Linked DNA regions of Mus musculus: region 1 is linked to region 2. The links are chromatin loops, found by intact Hi-C in ENCODE. Cell type or tissue: gastrocnemius. All regions are shown on one strand.

What was found. A loop is a pair of places that touch in the nucleus more often than their neighbours do. Peaks named below come from ENCODE experiments on the same cell type or tissue, not always from the same donor. Only the 100,000 strongest peaks of a DNase experiment are listed, where the experiment ranks them.
Region 1: it touches region 2 in a loop (32-fold over the local background); 4 of 42 quality-filtered maps call a loop at or near these places.

What each region holds. Positions count from the first base shown.
Region 1 is chr11:107,364,591-107,372,590 of GRCm38, forward strand. All of the region lies in intron 1 of Pitpnc1 (phosphatidylinositol transfer protein, cytoplasmic 1), which reads right to left. Among named protein-coding and RNA genes, the nearest start is that of Gm11716, 33 kb to the left of the region's middle. In gastrocnemius, no CTCF peak of the experiment used is centred here; no DNase peak of the experiment used is centred here; H3K4me3 peaks cover 987 bases; H3K27ac peaks cover 3,053 bases.
Region 2 is chr11:107,497,042-107,505,041 of GRCm38, forward strand. Psmd12 (proteasome (prosome, macropain) 26S subunit, non-ATPase, 12) reads left to right here. Exons shown (of 11, transcript NM_025894.2): 11 at 483-995. The coding sequence ends at 692. Among named protein-coding and RNA genes, the nearest start is that of Psmd12, 22 kb to the left of the region's middle. In gastrocnemius, a CTCF peak has its summit at 5,966 (motif pointing right); no DNase peak of the experiment used is centred here.

The DNA.
Region 1 (8,000 bases), 130 kb before region 2:
TAAAGCTAAGGTGGATACTCTGTATCTTTAAGACCGATTCAATCCCCAGCACTGGAAAATACAACAAAAGACAGGAGAGATGTATGTAAGATGTAAAATGGCCCACTGGACAAGAATAAAATGAGTTCCAGGGCTGGGTAAATGGCTCAGTGGGTAAAGTGCTTACTGTACCGCCACGGGTATGTAGAAAGTGCTCTTAGCCAGATGCATGCATCCCTGTACACACACGAACAGGCAAACATAAACACACACAAGACCTGAAAGCACCCCACTCTCTACCTAAAGATGCTGTAAAGAAAAATTTACAACAACAAAAAGAATTATAGCTAGAGCCAAAGGCAATGACTAGAGTGTAAATTAATAAACTAGAAAATAGAAAAATCAATAAGACTGAAAGTTGGTTCTTTGAAAAGATCGACAAAAAAAATTGATAAAAACTTAGCAAGGCTGTCGAGGCAACAAAGAAAAAAACTTAAATTACAGATAGCATATAAGCTGCTTTTTTGTTTAGATGCTTCCCAAGGGGCTGGGAAGATGGCTCAGCTGGAGAAGTGTGGGCTATGCACACATGAGGACCTGTCTTCAGATCCCCAGCATCCACTCGAACGCTGGAAGCCGCACTGGACACCTGTGTTCCCAAGACTCGGGGACAGAGAGAAAGGGTCCCCAGACTTCACTGGCTAGACAGTCTGGTCAATTAATGAGCTCAAAGGCATAAACAAACCTCCACTTTACTCTTTGGAGAGTGGGGAGACAGGGTCTTGCTCTGTAGCCCTAGGTGGTTTGGAAGCTGCGATGTGGATCAGGTTGGCCTCGAGTTTGCAACCTTTCTCTTGCCTCTGGCTCCAGGGAGCTGGGTTTACAGGTACCCAGTACAAGCTCAGCTACTAAGACAGGAAAACAGGAATCCAGAGTACCTTTTCTGCCGTTATGTTTACCTATGTTTCCTTATTTCTGTTCGTTCTAGACTCAAAGACAGATGCTTAACGAAAACAACTTAACACTCAGCAGTGTGGCCAGGTGCACCGTTCCACAGGAAAGAATGCTTCCTAGGCTCTTTGAAGGATTGGAGAAAATACCTGGGCCACAAAGATGCTACTCCAGCGTGTTAAGTGGCACGGCAACAATGTGTCTCCCTGTCCCTAAAAGACAAGGCCACTTGGATTCCACTGCGACTCTGGGAAGTAGAAAGATAGCTTATCCGTGCTAGGCTTTGAGCAATAAAACGGGTTATATAAGGGGTAAAATTCCCTCTGAATTCTTGCCACCCACCTGTACAGGTGGGAAGTCTAGGAGTCACTCCTTGGCGCCTCCCTATCCCACCAGCATCTGTAGTCTATTTGCCAACAACACTCCCCCTAGACGCTTATCTGTCTGGGTTGATGATCCCGTCCCTTCCCCTCTAGATCCCACAAGAATTCCCAAACGGAGCAGCCAAATCCATTCTTGTCGTTCTCTGTTCCTATCTAATCATTGAATTTGACTTTGGCACTGCTTCCTGACAAATCCCTCCCACTACTCACGAAGCCCTGGGCTTCAGAGCTGGAGACCCTGTCTTTCACCTTCGGCTCAGGGAAGTGAGTTTGTTCTGTACTTTCCTCTTGTAGTGTTTGGACCTGAAGCCGGGACTTGTACATAGTGGGCAAATGCTCTGCCCTGAGCTATGTGCCCACAGCTTCTTAAAGGTTTGTGTCTCAGCCACTCAGACTTCTGGAGCCTCCTGACTTTCACTTCCGGGGTTTTCACTCCGTGATCTATATAAATCTGGCCTGCTCTCTCCTCCGTCCACACCCCTCTTAAACTTTCCAAACAATCCACAAGCTCCCAGCCCTTCCTCCCCATCTTTAGTGTCTTTTGGGGAAAGGTCAAGAAAGGCAAGGATAGGTTATGACTCCTCACCCATGCATACGTCACTTCCTGACACTCGCTGTGCACACCAGGATCCTCCTTCCTATGTTCCCAGCATCCACTGCCCACCTGGGGCTCTGCCATTAGACACTTCTGTCCTGGAGCCAATCCCTTCCCCGAATCCCTCACCTCCTAAATTTTCCCACCTCCTCTGCAGCCTGCACTCTTACTCCCCCAAAGCCACCCCTCCCCTTTCCAATCTAAACCAATCCATTCCCTGGAAAGGATTATGCTTTCCTAAATAGCCAGAGAACCGAGGCCAGCCTAGTGACCTAAAAAAGAAATTTAAAAAGCAGTAAATCCTTCCTCTATCATTGATTACGATTTTAAGTCATCGGAGAAGAAGCCTGCTAAGGAATAATTCATAAGCCCAGGGCTCGGCCAGGGTTGTTTACCCTGGCATGGGAGCCAGCATCCTGTTACTTTACTGACAGCCCAGGTGGGGTTCGGAGAGCGCAGAAGGCCAAGGCACAGAGAGTGCCCTTTCACCTTAATGAAAAACGCTTTGCAGACCACTCTAGAATGTGCCAGAAGCTGTCCAAGAGCTTTTCCCGCAATAGCTGCTTGAATTCATCCTAATAACTCCAATAGGTGGGTACAATTAGGATCCTGGTCACAATACAGAAGAAGAAACTGAGGCAAAAACAAAGAGGACCCAAGGGAAGGAGCTTTCCAGCAGGGCAGGCCAGACGTGCTCTTCTGGATTCCTAAGCTGTGGTGACATTCATTCATACCACTGCACAGCAAAGGACCCAAACAGAAGGGAGAGCCTGAATAATGTCTGGACCAAGACACTGCAAGGGAAGGAGAGACCATGGGCGGCGTGCGTCACGTGGCCACAGCTCGAGATGGGTTACTTTCTTCCATGTGAAAAAGAAGGAATTCCAGGAAAAGAGAAAAGGCCATTATTGTGAGTTTGAGGCCAGCCTGGTCTACATAGCGAGGCACGTCAAAGAAGGCAAGTAAGCAAGCAAGAAAGAAAGGAGAGAGGAAGGAGAAGATTATCTAAAATATTATCTAAGATAACAAAAGGAGCAAAGAGAAGAGCTCAGAATACTTGTTTAGAATTCTTAGCTTTGGGACATAAGAGATGGCTCAGACTACTGTATGAAAGCACACACCACTACTCTGCAGAAAGTCTGAGTCCCATTCCTGGCACCCACGCCCAGTGGCTCACAACTTGCGCTTCCAGTGCTTGGGGATCCAACATCTCTGGCCTCCACGGACACATATACATAATTAAAAATCAAAACCAAAAACAACTGACTTTTAGGACAACTGAAGGGTATGAGACAAGCAAATTCAATCTGTAGCTTTCTTACTGATTAGTGGGAAGCCAATGGGAAGACATCCATTGGGAAACAGTATATGATCCGGTAATGTTGATTAAGAGGCTCGCCGATGGGGGACACACAGACATGGCTGCCAGCGGCAGGAGGGAGGCACAGTCACCTGGTCAGACCAGGCTCTGTTTTGTTTCATGTTTTTCTTACAGAGACCGTGTAGCATTTTGCTGGAAATTTAAAAAAAAAAATCCTTATTAGTTCTCCTGCCTCAAATTTAAAATGTACATGTAAAATACATAACTCGAAGGCTGGATAGATGGCTCAGTGGTTGAGAGCACTTGTTACTGTTCAGTGAACCTTGGATTCATAACACCTCCAAGGCCCTCATAACCACCTGTAACTCCAGCCCCAGAGAATCCAATGTTCTTTGCTGGCCTCTAAGGGCACTGCATACTGCAGGCAAAAACACCTGTATACAAAAATAAAATCTAAAAAAGTTTTTTTTTTAAAACTTCAAAATGAATTAAGGACTCAAATGTAAGGCCTGACACTGCAGCATTTGTAAAAGAGAACACTGGATTGGAGGGTGGGGGAGCTTCACGTTACAACAGGCAATGGTTTGTCACTAGGGAAAAAGAAATTGACAAATAAGACCTCATGGAATTACTTGCTTAAGAAGGCTCAACTCTAGAGCATCATTGCAGCAAGAGCCAATGGCAGGAAACTCTCTTTACCTCCATTGTAGACAGAAAAGAGCAAAACAGGAGAGGATCCTGGGATGAGATAGATACTCAAGGATCTAAGTCTCTCGCCTGCTAAAGTTTCCAGAACCTTCCAAAATATGGAGTGATCTTAGGATGATAAAAAACGGGGTCCTGCATTTTCTTACGAGGTGGCTTTAAAAATCTGATTCTATGTAAGATAAAATTTCCAAGTTTCTTCATTATCTTAGATTTTTCCCCTCTATTTTACTTTTTACTTTATTTTTGAGGTAGGGGCTGGCCTCAAATTTGCTATGTAGCTGAAGATGACATTGAATTCCTGATCCCCCTGCCTCAACATCCCCATGGTGGGATCACAGGCACGCACCACCTCACCTGCTTCGTGAACTGTTGGGGATAGAGCTCAAGGCCTCAAGTGTCCTCAGCAAACTTGCTACCAACTACGCCTGCAGCCCAGATCCTTAGTTTTAACACACTTCAGGAGAAAAAAAAACTCTCTCCTTATTTTCATATAGGAATAGCAGAATTAAGAAGGTGAGGAAACTCCTTATTCTAAATATATGAAGAATATTTCATTGGTATTTCCCATCTTTGGTTGTATCGCCCGCCCCCTCCCTCCCTCCCTCCCTCCCTCCCTCCCTCCCTCCCTCCCTCCATTACTCTCCCCAACCCCTTCTTAATATATATTTTTTTTCCCTCTTTATCTTAGCTCTCTTCACCTCTTCTCCCTGGGGGTGGGAGCAGGGTCTCACACATATTTGGTGAGTGTCCCATCGCTGAACTACGCCCACAGTTGACCCTTAACCTTCTCATCTCTAGTCTAAGTAGAAATGACCCTGTGACCTGACATCATCTCATTAAGCTTTTCCATCCTCATAACTTTTTTTTTTTTTTTTTTTTTTGCTATTAAAACTTTGATGGCAAATCTCACAGGAGCACAGCGCCACGGAGCACCCGTGAAGGCTCCTCCACTTCTCGAAGTAGGCTGTTGACTCAGTCATTCCATGGCAACCCCAGGGAGAGTGGGACCCGGCTTGGGGGTGACACACGTCACAAGTGACCCCAACGCAATGCAGTTTTCACCAAGGCTGGCAATAAAGTTTATATGACTCAACTCTAAGATAGCCACACATGGGACTTAAAGGCCTCTTGGAGCCAGTTAAAATGTTTCAAATTTGGTAAGAGAGCTAAAGGACCAAAAATATTTTCCATATAATAAATTTTATGGAAAGCAGGGCCCAAAAGTCCTGGAGTTAAACAAATGTAAGAGGAGATGAGGAGGGAGATAGGGGCTGCGGAACGGTTCCTTCGGGGTCCTGTTTCTCACAGGGAACTATTTTAAGGTCGGACCTTCCGCCCCACCTCTCCCACCCCCACTCAGGACTTGTCCCCTTGCCTCTAGTGACAAGGACCATACAGGATGCCTTTCCAAAGCTATTCAATGCCAGTAAATCTGCTTCTTGAATCTAATTCCCAGCAACCCTCACACACATATTTCATCTATGTCTTAGGATTTGTGTAAGGAGGAGGAAAAAATGGAATAAAGCACGGGCTGGAAAGACGGCACTGCTCTTAAGAGCACTATCGATCTTCCAGGAGGACCCAAGTTCAGGTCCCAGTACTTATGGGTCTGGTGGCCCAAAGCCACCTGTAGCTTCAGCTATCCGACCCTGTCCTCTGACCTCCTAAGGCCCCTACACGCACATGTGGGCACACTCATACACATACATAAACTTAAAAATAAATTTTTAGCTGGGCTTGGCGGGCATATGCCTTAGTTCCAGCACTTCGGAGGCGGGGGCTGGAAGATCTTTGAGTACAAAGCCAGGCATGGTTACCCTGTGAGATAAAATATACATAATAATAAAATAAATCTAGCTGGACACGGGTGGTGCACGCCTTTAATCCCAGTACTCAGGAGGCAGAGGCGGATAGATCCCTGTGAGTTTGAGGCCAGCCTGGTCTATAGAGCAAGTTCCAGGATAGCCAGGGATACACAGTGGAACCCTGTCTCGAAAAACCAAAAAAGTAGATCTTTTTAAAAAGAGGTTATATATGAATAAGCTTTCTCATATTTAGACATTTCTAATCATCTCTAGTCCGTGACTTGGACTGCAGTCTGTCTGTCCCTTAAGCAGGAAGCATCTCTGTACACTCTGGGTGAGTCAGAGATTTCCTTCCTGCCTTCCTCCCAGCATCCTTTTCTTCCATTATTCTAAAAGCAGGCACTGCAGAAAGGTGGTGTGCGAAGAGCTATTCAGCCTGGAGTGTCTATGGGATCAGAAAAAATGGGGTACTCACCTGCTGTCTTGCTCTGTCTTCCCTCTGCATTGCTCTGTGTGTGTGTGTGTGTGTGTGTGTGTGTGTGTGTGTGTGTGTGTGTGTGCCCACACGCGTGCACGCACTCGTGCAAGTGCTATGAGGAAGACAAAGGTAGATGCCAAGTTGTGCCCCACCTTATTTTTAAGAAAAGATCCCTCACGGAAACAGACAGCTAACAAGCCCTAAGGATACACTCATCTCTACCTTGTCAGCCCTGGGGTGCTGGGGACAAGATGATGTGCCTGGCTTTTTCACTGGGATGGAACTCAGATCTTCCTGTCTCCATGCTTACAGACAAGCACTGTACCCTCATAGCCATTGGCGCTGCAGTGCATTTTATAGGCTGACTCCACTCCAGCTGAAACAAACAAGGAATCTATTAATGTTACTGCAACAGAGCTAGCTAGGCTCTCCTTGGGGTGCTATGTTATGTGACTCCTCTGGCTGTATCCTTGGAGCTTGACCCCCCAAGCTCTCTACCATTGTTCAAATAAATGTGGTTTGTCTCTAAAAGGCCCTTGTGTTGAAGGATTTATTCTCAGTGTAGAGACCTTGGAAAGTGAAACTCTTTACCTTGTTTGGGGTGTCTCATGAACCCCACTGAGAGTGAACTGTAGTAAAATCCAGCAGCTGACCCCTAGGCTCTCCTATTTCCTGTATCAGGATGCAAGATGTGATCCAGGGACTGGAAAGATAAAAGGTTAAAGGGACCTGCTGCACACAGCGGAAGGAGAGAACTATTCCCCAAAGGGGTTTTCTGACCTCCACAAGATGCACTACGACACACGTGTGTGCATGTCTACACACCAAGTGTTTAAAATAAAACATTTTAAGGTGTGCTTCCACGCACCCTGCACCCCGCTACCATTGCCATGATTTGATTAAGCTCACCCCACATAGACAGATGCAGACATCATCCAAACCTGAGCACCAAATAAACCTCTTTTCTTTTACAACACTAGCCACCCGGGGTATTTTGTTACAGCAACAAACAACTGACTGATACAATCTCCAGGGCTCAAAGAAGCCACAGCTTCCTTTTTGTTTATTCAAGTCAGCAAATCAACCGGGTTGCTCGGACCCAGGCTGACCGTGCAGTCACTATCTCAGAAGCTGCTCACCAGCAGTTTCTGTCTAGTTATTGTACTCACTGATAAACTCATGAGTTATTCTGGAATATCTGTTGCAGTGGAAAGGGGTAGAAAAATCAGTTAATACTAAGCATGTACTACCACATCCTGTCTATACCGGCTTTGGTTTTGTTATTTGTTTGTTTTAGTTTTTGCAGCCCAGGCTGATCTTACATTTGCTATACTATATGACAGAGGCTGACCTTGAACTTCCAATCTTGCAACCTCCACCTCCCCGGATCTCAGATTACAGGCATGCTGCACCACTCCTGGACCATACTTGCTTGGGATATCAGCTTCCATCAGAACAAGCACAATTTTATTCATGCTAAATCCCCAGGGACCAGCACCTGGCATATTTATTGACTGCAGAGAACTAAATGCTTTTTTAAATATGAAGAAGGTTTGTATATGCAAATATATTCAACAGTGGCTAATGGCAGTATGGGGTTGTAGATATTTCTTGCTGGGCCTGGATTTTTCCCATTCTGAAAGGAAGATACACTACTTTTGTATCAGAAAAATAGTGACTTCTCTTTTGTCATAATGACTGGGTTTTCTACCACCGCAAACCCCACCAAAGGTTATCTCTCTAGGAAAAAAACCAGCATCCAGGGTGTGGTTGCCACACC
Region 2 (8,000 bases):
GGAATCCTGCTCAGCGGGCAAGTGCATGCCTAGCCTGTGCAGCCCCAGTTTAATCCCCAGCACTGCAGAGAAGAAAGGAGGGAGGAGTATAAAAGTGGGACCAGTTCATGGCGCTAGCCCTGTTTCTCATCGCCACCAGGGCTCTAAATCTACAGGGTTACACTTAGTCTCAGACCTCGTTATAGAGACACTCAGATGTTGTGTTGGTTGGTTTCCTTGTTAACTCTGCATTTACAGTCGGTGCAGAAAGGAACCATGTTCCCGCCAAGTCCTGGTCTTGCCTGCACCTCCCCCGTGCTGGGAGCTGCCACCACACTTGACAGGAGACTCATTAGTTGATCATCCAGTGTTGTATCTTCATCATCATGGTCAGCTCAGTGGTTGGCAAGGAACTGTCAGTGCTCTCAGCTTGTGTGTTCATGGGTGGAGAATTTTAGAATGTTTAGTTATCCATCTTAATCCAATCTGTCTGTCTCTCACAGGAGTCAGAGGCTTTCCTCTCGAATCTAGTCGTTAACAAGACCATCTTTGCTAAAGTAGACAGGTTGGCTGGAGTCATCAACTTCCAGAGACCCAAGGATCCAAATAATTTATTAAATGACTGGTCTCAGAAACTGAACTCGCTGATGTCTCTGGTTAACAAAACGACACACCTCATAGCCAAAGAGGAGATGATACATAATCTACAATGAGGCTCTGGATGCTTTTAGAAGACACAAAATTGGAGGTCATTAAAAAAGAAAGACTGTTTTCATGGTGTATATGTTGTTTTTTTCTTACTCTCGACCTTTTTTGCTAAAATTTTAAGATAGTAAATGTGTTTAAGCCCCCTCTGCCTTTCCCACTCTCTGATTTCATGATAACTGCAAAACATTTTTTCAGTCTGAAGACAGAAAGGTTTGTGTCTCAGCTTTCCTTGAGTGTGTTCATACTATTTGTTTTTATTCACCTGACAGCCACGTGATAGTAATAAAAACAGGACATGTGTTAGCTCCTGAAGTTGCCAGGGTGGTGATTAACAAGTGTTTATAAAGGATTGTGTCATAAAGCTATTGATGACTTATAGAATAAAAAAACCAAAAATAAAAAACCAAAAAAAAAAAAAAAAAAAAAACCATAGACCATGCAAGGATCTTGTGCGTGGAGTTTGCTTTGTGTTTTGACACTGACAGGAAGGCTCTGGCCTGAGTGCATTTGGAATGCTCTCATGGACTCTGCGTTCTTTCTCTCACATTGCATTACTATACTTTAAAAATGACTGAAAAGGGACTGGAGAGATGGCTCAGCGATTAAGAGCACTGACTACTCTTCCAGAGGTCCTGAGTTCAATTCCCAGCAACCACATGGTGGCTCAAAATGTGGGGGAGGACAGCAATCTGATCCTGTCTCTGCTTCCCAGGTGCTTCTGGGATTGGGCACTGGGCTCTGTACAGTGCTAAGCAAGCCCTTCCCAACTCAGCTACACCTCCACCCCCATAAGCAAACTTGAGTTACAGTATTTGATGATGTTGGCCCCTTGCACTTCTCTGACATCCTGCTGGTTTTGAGGGGGTCTTCCGTAGCCTAGGCTGACCTGAAGTTTGCTGTGTTGTGGAGCCTCCCTCCCCTTTCCAGAAGCCAGGCTTCAGGTGTGCACTCCCAAGCCCGGTTTAGCTGGTCGTTAACTAAGTCAGATGATGATGTTACGAGCTGCTTTCTGTTAAATCCTGTTACAGGAGTCACTACTGATGGTATTGTGGTTTGGCTTTGGGAGCTGTTCACTTCTCCCACATCCTTTGTATAAACTTATGCCTGACACCTAAGGTTTTTTTGTTTATGGGAAGTCCAGCCCAGAGCTTCGGATATGAGAGCTTGCCCATGAACTATAAACCTGGCCTTACATTTTTACTTTTTGTTTTTTGACAGGGTATCACTAAGTTGCTCAGGCTAGATTTGAGCTCACTCTAACCCAGTAAGCCTTGAACTTGGAATAATGCATAAACTGGCGAAGTATCTAGGATGACAGACCTGTGTCACTTGGCATGGCCCCTCAAGTGTCACTCATATAGGGCTCCTTCCAGGCTTCAGGTCTAGTTATGCCCATAACAGGCCAAGTTCATTATCTCTATAGAATCTCCAGTTCCACACCCTGGTTCTAGGTAATATAATTACTATACTTTAAAAATGACTGAAAAGGGACTGGAGAGATGGCTCAGCGGTTAAGAGCACTGACTACTCTTCCAGAGGTCCTGAATTCAATTCCCAGCAACCACATGGTGGCTCAAAATCATCTGTAATGGGGATCTGATGCCCTCTTTTGGTATGGCTGAAGACAGCGACAGTGTACTCATATACATAAAATAAATAAATCTTTTTGAAAAATGACTAACGCCGGGCGGTGGTGGTGCCCGCCTTTAATCCCAGCACTTGGGAGGCAGAGGCAGGCGAATTTCTGAGTTCGAGTCCAGCCTGGTCTAGAGAGTGAGTTCCAGGACAGCCAGGGCTATACAGAGAAACCCTGTCTCGAAAAACCAAAAAAAAAAAAAAAAAAAAAAAGACTGAAAAGCTAAAGGCCATCTTCATAGTAAATGTCATGGTTTAGTTTTTCTCTTTCATAGCATTGAAACAGGTGCTTTTATGTCAGCCTCTGAGATCAATCAGTATAAGCAAGTTTTGTAAGATGGTGGGTTTTTTGTTTGTTATTTCAAAGAAAATAGATTAAAATGTTAGAAAATTAAAGGTTTTTTATTTTAAGTGGAGGAGGTATGGTATGTGTTCTTTGAAAAAATACCACAGAGGTCCCACAATTGTCCCAAATTGTGGAATCATGAAATAGGACAATTTGGTGGCCTTTAAGTGGGATATGAGAATAGGTATTCGTGAATGGGGAACAGTGTTTGGTTTAGCCAGGCGTGGTGGTGCACGCCTTTAGTCCCAACACTGGTGAGGCAGAGACAGGCTGAGGCAGAAACAGGCAGGCTGGCCTCTTGAGTTTGAGGCCAACCCCGCCATTTGCAGCTAACCTTTGCTTTATTTTTCTTTAAAACATATATTTCATTTGTTTATTGTATTTTACATATAGAAATGTTTTGGCTACATGTATGTATGTGGACCACTTGCATGCCTGGTGCCCACGGAGGCTAGAGGATGCTAGAGGATCTGTAGTCACAGCTCTATGTGAGCCACCGTGTGGATGCTGGGAACCCATCCCAGGTCCTCTGCAAGGGCAACAAGTACCCTTAACTGCCGAGCCATCTCCCCATCTATTGTTTGTGTGTTTAGACCCTTGGTCCTGTGAAGGCTTGATGCCCCCATCCATATAGGGGAATGCCAGGACCAGGAAGCTGGAGTGGGTGGGTTGGTGAGCAGTGGGAGGAAGACGGGCATGGGGTTTTCAGAAGGGAAACCAGGAAAGGGGATAACATTTGAAATGTAAATAAAGAAAATACTATTTTTTTTTAAATGGAGGAAAAAAAAAAGATCTTCAGCCTGATGGATGCTTGTCTGCTCACCAGCTTCAATCCTGAAGTTGACAGCACACTGACAGCCTGCAGTTTCAGGTCCTTTAAGTCGCTGGGATCCACCATTGGAAAATATTTCTCAGCCCTCCCAAGTCTTTGCTATTCTGCCTCTGGCTGAGCCCTCTCGGGTTTTTACCATCTCTGTAATTTTGTCTTTGCGGACATGACTCAATGGTAGAGCACTTGCCTAGCATGCACAAACCCTGTCCTCGGTCCCCAACAACACAGATTCCAGTGTGACCTCTTTGCAGGAGGTCACATGGTTGAAATAGAAAGGCTAACACCTCTGTCGCTTCTTTTACTTGGTGCTATGATTTATGTTCACCACCCCCACCCCGGTCTTTTAATTATTCATTTGTCTTTAGACAAATGTTTTTTTTTTTTGGTTGTTGTTTTGTTTTCCCACTTTGGTTTGGTTGGTTTGTTTTTTTTGGGGGGGAGGGGGGTTGGTTTTTCGAGACAGGGTTTCTCTGTGTAGCCCTGGCTGTCCTGGAACTCACTTTGTAGACCAGGCTGGCCTCTGCCTTCCTAGAGCTGGGATGAAAGGTGTGTGCCATCACTGGCCTGCAGACAACTTCAGTTTTTACCAGGTCTTGGGACCAGTGGGATGGCCAAGGGTGTTTGCTGGATACTAGTGTGGCAGTGACAGGCCAACCTCGTTCAGCACTTGCTTTCCTTCTCGCTGGAGACTCACTGCTATATAACCAGACCTACTGGCTGGTGAACTTGTGGGGATTCTGGTCTGTCTTCACTGGAAGAACAACTAGGATCCAGATCCATTTTGGACACTGAACTCTGTTCCTCTGGCTTGTGAGCCAGTCGTTTATCCACTGAGCCATCTCCCAAGTGAAGGGTTGAAATTCTTTTGTTTTAGGTGTGTGTGGGTGTTTGCTGGGGTTGTGTGTTTGGTGTCAAGGAGTTCAGAACAGGGTGTCAAATCCCCTGTAACTGGATCTGCAGATGGTTGTGAACCGCCATATGAGTCCTAGGAATTGAACCCAGGCCCTGTGGTAGAGCTGCTAGTGTCATAATAGCTAAGCTAGCTCTCCAGCCTTCCCAGCGTTCACCTGCAAGAGCTATCTATAGTGTATGTGCAGAGACCAGAAGATAACTTGTGGAAGAGAGTTCTCATGTTATCTTCTGACCTCGTACACACCATGCATGGTATGAGCGCTGGCACACATACACATGAAATAAATCTTTTAACAAAGCTATGACGAATCTGTGTCGACATAGCATGTTCGAGTTGTGTGGATTTTGAAGTAGTGGGAACATATCCTGCACAGTTGTCTGCAGAGGTAGCTGGTTGCCTGGAGTTGCAGCTTGGCACACTGGAAACCTATCACATCCTATGAGGGAGCAGCTGCATGAGGCTGTTGGTCCAGTGTGGCACTGGGCCTACAGTGGACTGTTGTCTATTGCCAGATTTTCAGGCTTGTTACTGCCTCTGAGACATGTTTGCATTCTTCAAGAATCTATAAAACTCCTTAACTAGGAGCTTAATATTAATTATAATGAAAGAATGATTTTTTCCCCCAGGATTACAAATTTTGTTAGTTTTCTCTTTCCTCCCCTAACGAGGTTGGAGACACACAAGAAGTGTTGGTACACTCTATGACCCCAGCAGTGGGAAGAAAGGTTGGACAACAGGACCACAATTTCAGAAGCCCCGTCTCGTGCTGGGGTTGTGGCTCAGTTCGGTTGCCAGCACTTGAGAATCAGAAACAGAAGGGTGAAGACACAGTCAGAGTCTCTGGTTGTAGGGAGTCGGAGACCAGCTGAACTACAGGAGCCCTTGTCTCACAAAACAGTTGGCATCTATGTTAATTCATTTTAAAACATATTCATTTATCTATCATGAAGGTGAGAGGACCACTTGTCTGAGTTTATTCCAACTGCCAAGTGTATCTCAGATCCAACCCAGGTCCTCAGGCTTGGTGTCATTACCAGCTGAGCCATCTTGCCCAGAACCCCTGGGACTGCAGTGCTGAATCACCTGGCCTGCTCACACACCCAACCCACACACACACACACACACACACACACACATACACACACACATATACACACACCCACACACATATACACACACCCACACACACACACACCGCCCCCATCCTTCATGCCCATGCCCCTCTGCCATCCTTTTCCGTCCTCGCTTACAATTTTTTTTCTTTTCTTTTTTTTTTCTTTTTCCTTTTTGGTTTTTCGAGACAGGGTTTCTCTGTGTAGCCCTGGCTGTCCTGGAACTCACTTTGTAGACCAGGCTGGCCTCGAACTCAGAAATCCACCTACTCTGCCTCCCAAGTAAACCACGCCCGGTTCTCACTTGCAATTTCACACTCTGGTTTTTGGTTTTTTTTTTTTATCAACTACTTAAACAATCCACTTTTTTTTTTTTAAAGATTGATTTATTTATGATATGTAAGTACACAGTAGCTGTCTTCAGACACTCCAGAAGAGGGCGCCAGATCTCGTTATGGATGTAATAGCCCCAGCTGTGAGCCACCATGTGGTTGCTGGGATTTGAACTCCGGACCTTCAGAAGAGCAGTCGGGTGCTCTTACCCGCTGAGCCATCTCAGCAGCCCACAATCCACATTTCTAAAGCAGCCTTGACTGCCAGATTGTAATAGCCCCAGCTGTGCTCTCACAGCAGGACAGTTTCCACAGCTGTCTGAAGGCCCCATGAGTAAACCCCAGATGGGACCCAGCTTCCCACCCTTCTCTATTCTACCCCTTGGGCACTCTTAACTCCTGGGTCACATGCCTGTCTCCGAGGCTCTTTGGTGCACACTGTGTGGTGTGCTATCCAGACTGTACCTCCGACTCCAGATCTTGTATGTTAAAACTGAGTGAACTTGTCTTTGCCTGCCTCCCTTGGTTACTTCCATCTCAAGAGGCAACTTCTCTTTGTGAGCATGGGTGTATAAAGACCTGGGCCTCCTGCTGTTGAGGGGTTAGAAGATGTACAGCTCTCAGAAGCCCTGAGAGCTCCCTCTGGAACATGGAGGGAGGCCTTTGTTACTGACTTACAGTTCAGCCTTCTGACTCCTCCTGCCTTCACTTGCCCATAGGTATGGACCACCCAAGCAAGACCTCGCAGAATCTCCCTTGGTGCTGTATCCATCTCTGCATCTGCTTCTAGGGAGATTGGACTTGAGTTGGTGTAGCCTGGGAGCCAAGAAAAGAGACAACAATGGGACTCTGTAACCACCCCAACCACTGACTAGCTGGCAGTGAGAAGCCATCACTGCTAAGAGTGGGAGCTCCCATAGCCCCTGGGAAACAGTGGGGATGCTTTGTTAAAACCCGTTTTCTTAGGCTGACAGATAGAAGGGGAGCCCAGGCTTTTAAGAAATGTGGTGGAACTGCTGTTTCTTGGGGCAGTCAGTAAGTAGAAGAAAGACAAAGACTCATCATCATCTAAGGGCTTAAGTGTGTAAACCAGAGGACACTCATTAGCACCTCTTGAAGAGACCTGTCCAAGATGTAGGAAGAACACTGTCAGCCTTGGGACTGCATGAGTGTGGTAGTCCACACACTGGAGAAGCTAACAACCCAGTAGGAGCTACTTGGTCTGTGAATCTGGATTCTTTAGCTATCCCACTCTGGAGCTAAAGACCTAGAGGATTCCTGGAGAACCAGCAGTCTTTAGGCCACGTTGGAACCCCAGAGAAGTTAGACACTGATGTCAGCAGAAGAGAGAAGGTGGGAGAAACAGGGCAGGTGTACTCTCAACCAGATGCAAAAGGAAAACGAAAAAGCTGGCTACATAGTGAGACCTTGTCTCAAAAAAAAATTAAAAACCAAAACCCTTCTAGATGGGTTCCAGACCTGAGGCCACCAATCACATTTATAGACAGGTACTCTGCTGCAACGTCTTGGGTTGGGCTTGGTGGTACAGGCTTACCATCCATCACAGCACCCAGGAGTCTGAGGCTGTGGGATCATCAGGAGTTCTAGGTCATCTGGGCTATGTGTATTCATGTGACACCATGACCTTGGTCATCCTCTGTTCTTCAATGTCAGACCTTTCCCCACACACATCCTGTTGGTTTTTCTTTTTCAAAGGTTTTCCTTAATTTTTTTTTTTTTTTTTTTTTTTTTTTTTTGGGTTTTCGAGACAGGGTTTCTCTGTATAGCCCTGGCTGTCCTGGACCTCACTTTGTAGACCAGGCTGGCCTTGAACTCAGAAATCCGCCTGCCTCTGCCTCCCGAGTGCTGGGATTAAAGGCGTGCGCCACCACGCCTGGCCCTCCTTAATTTTTTTTATTTTCGGTTTTTCGAGACAGGGTTTCTCTGTATATCCTTGGCTGTCCTGGAACTCACTCTGTAGACCAGGCTGGCCTCGAACTCAGAAATCCGCCTACCTCTGCCTCCCGAGTGCTGGGATTAAAGGCGTGTGCCACCACCACGCCTGGCCTTAATTTTTTATTTTATGTGTATGAGTGTTTGCTTTCATGTGTGTCTGTGTACAACATGTGTGCCCGGTGCCTGC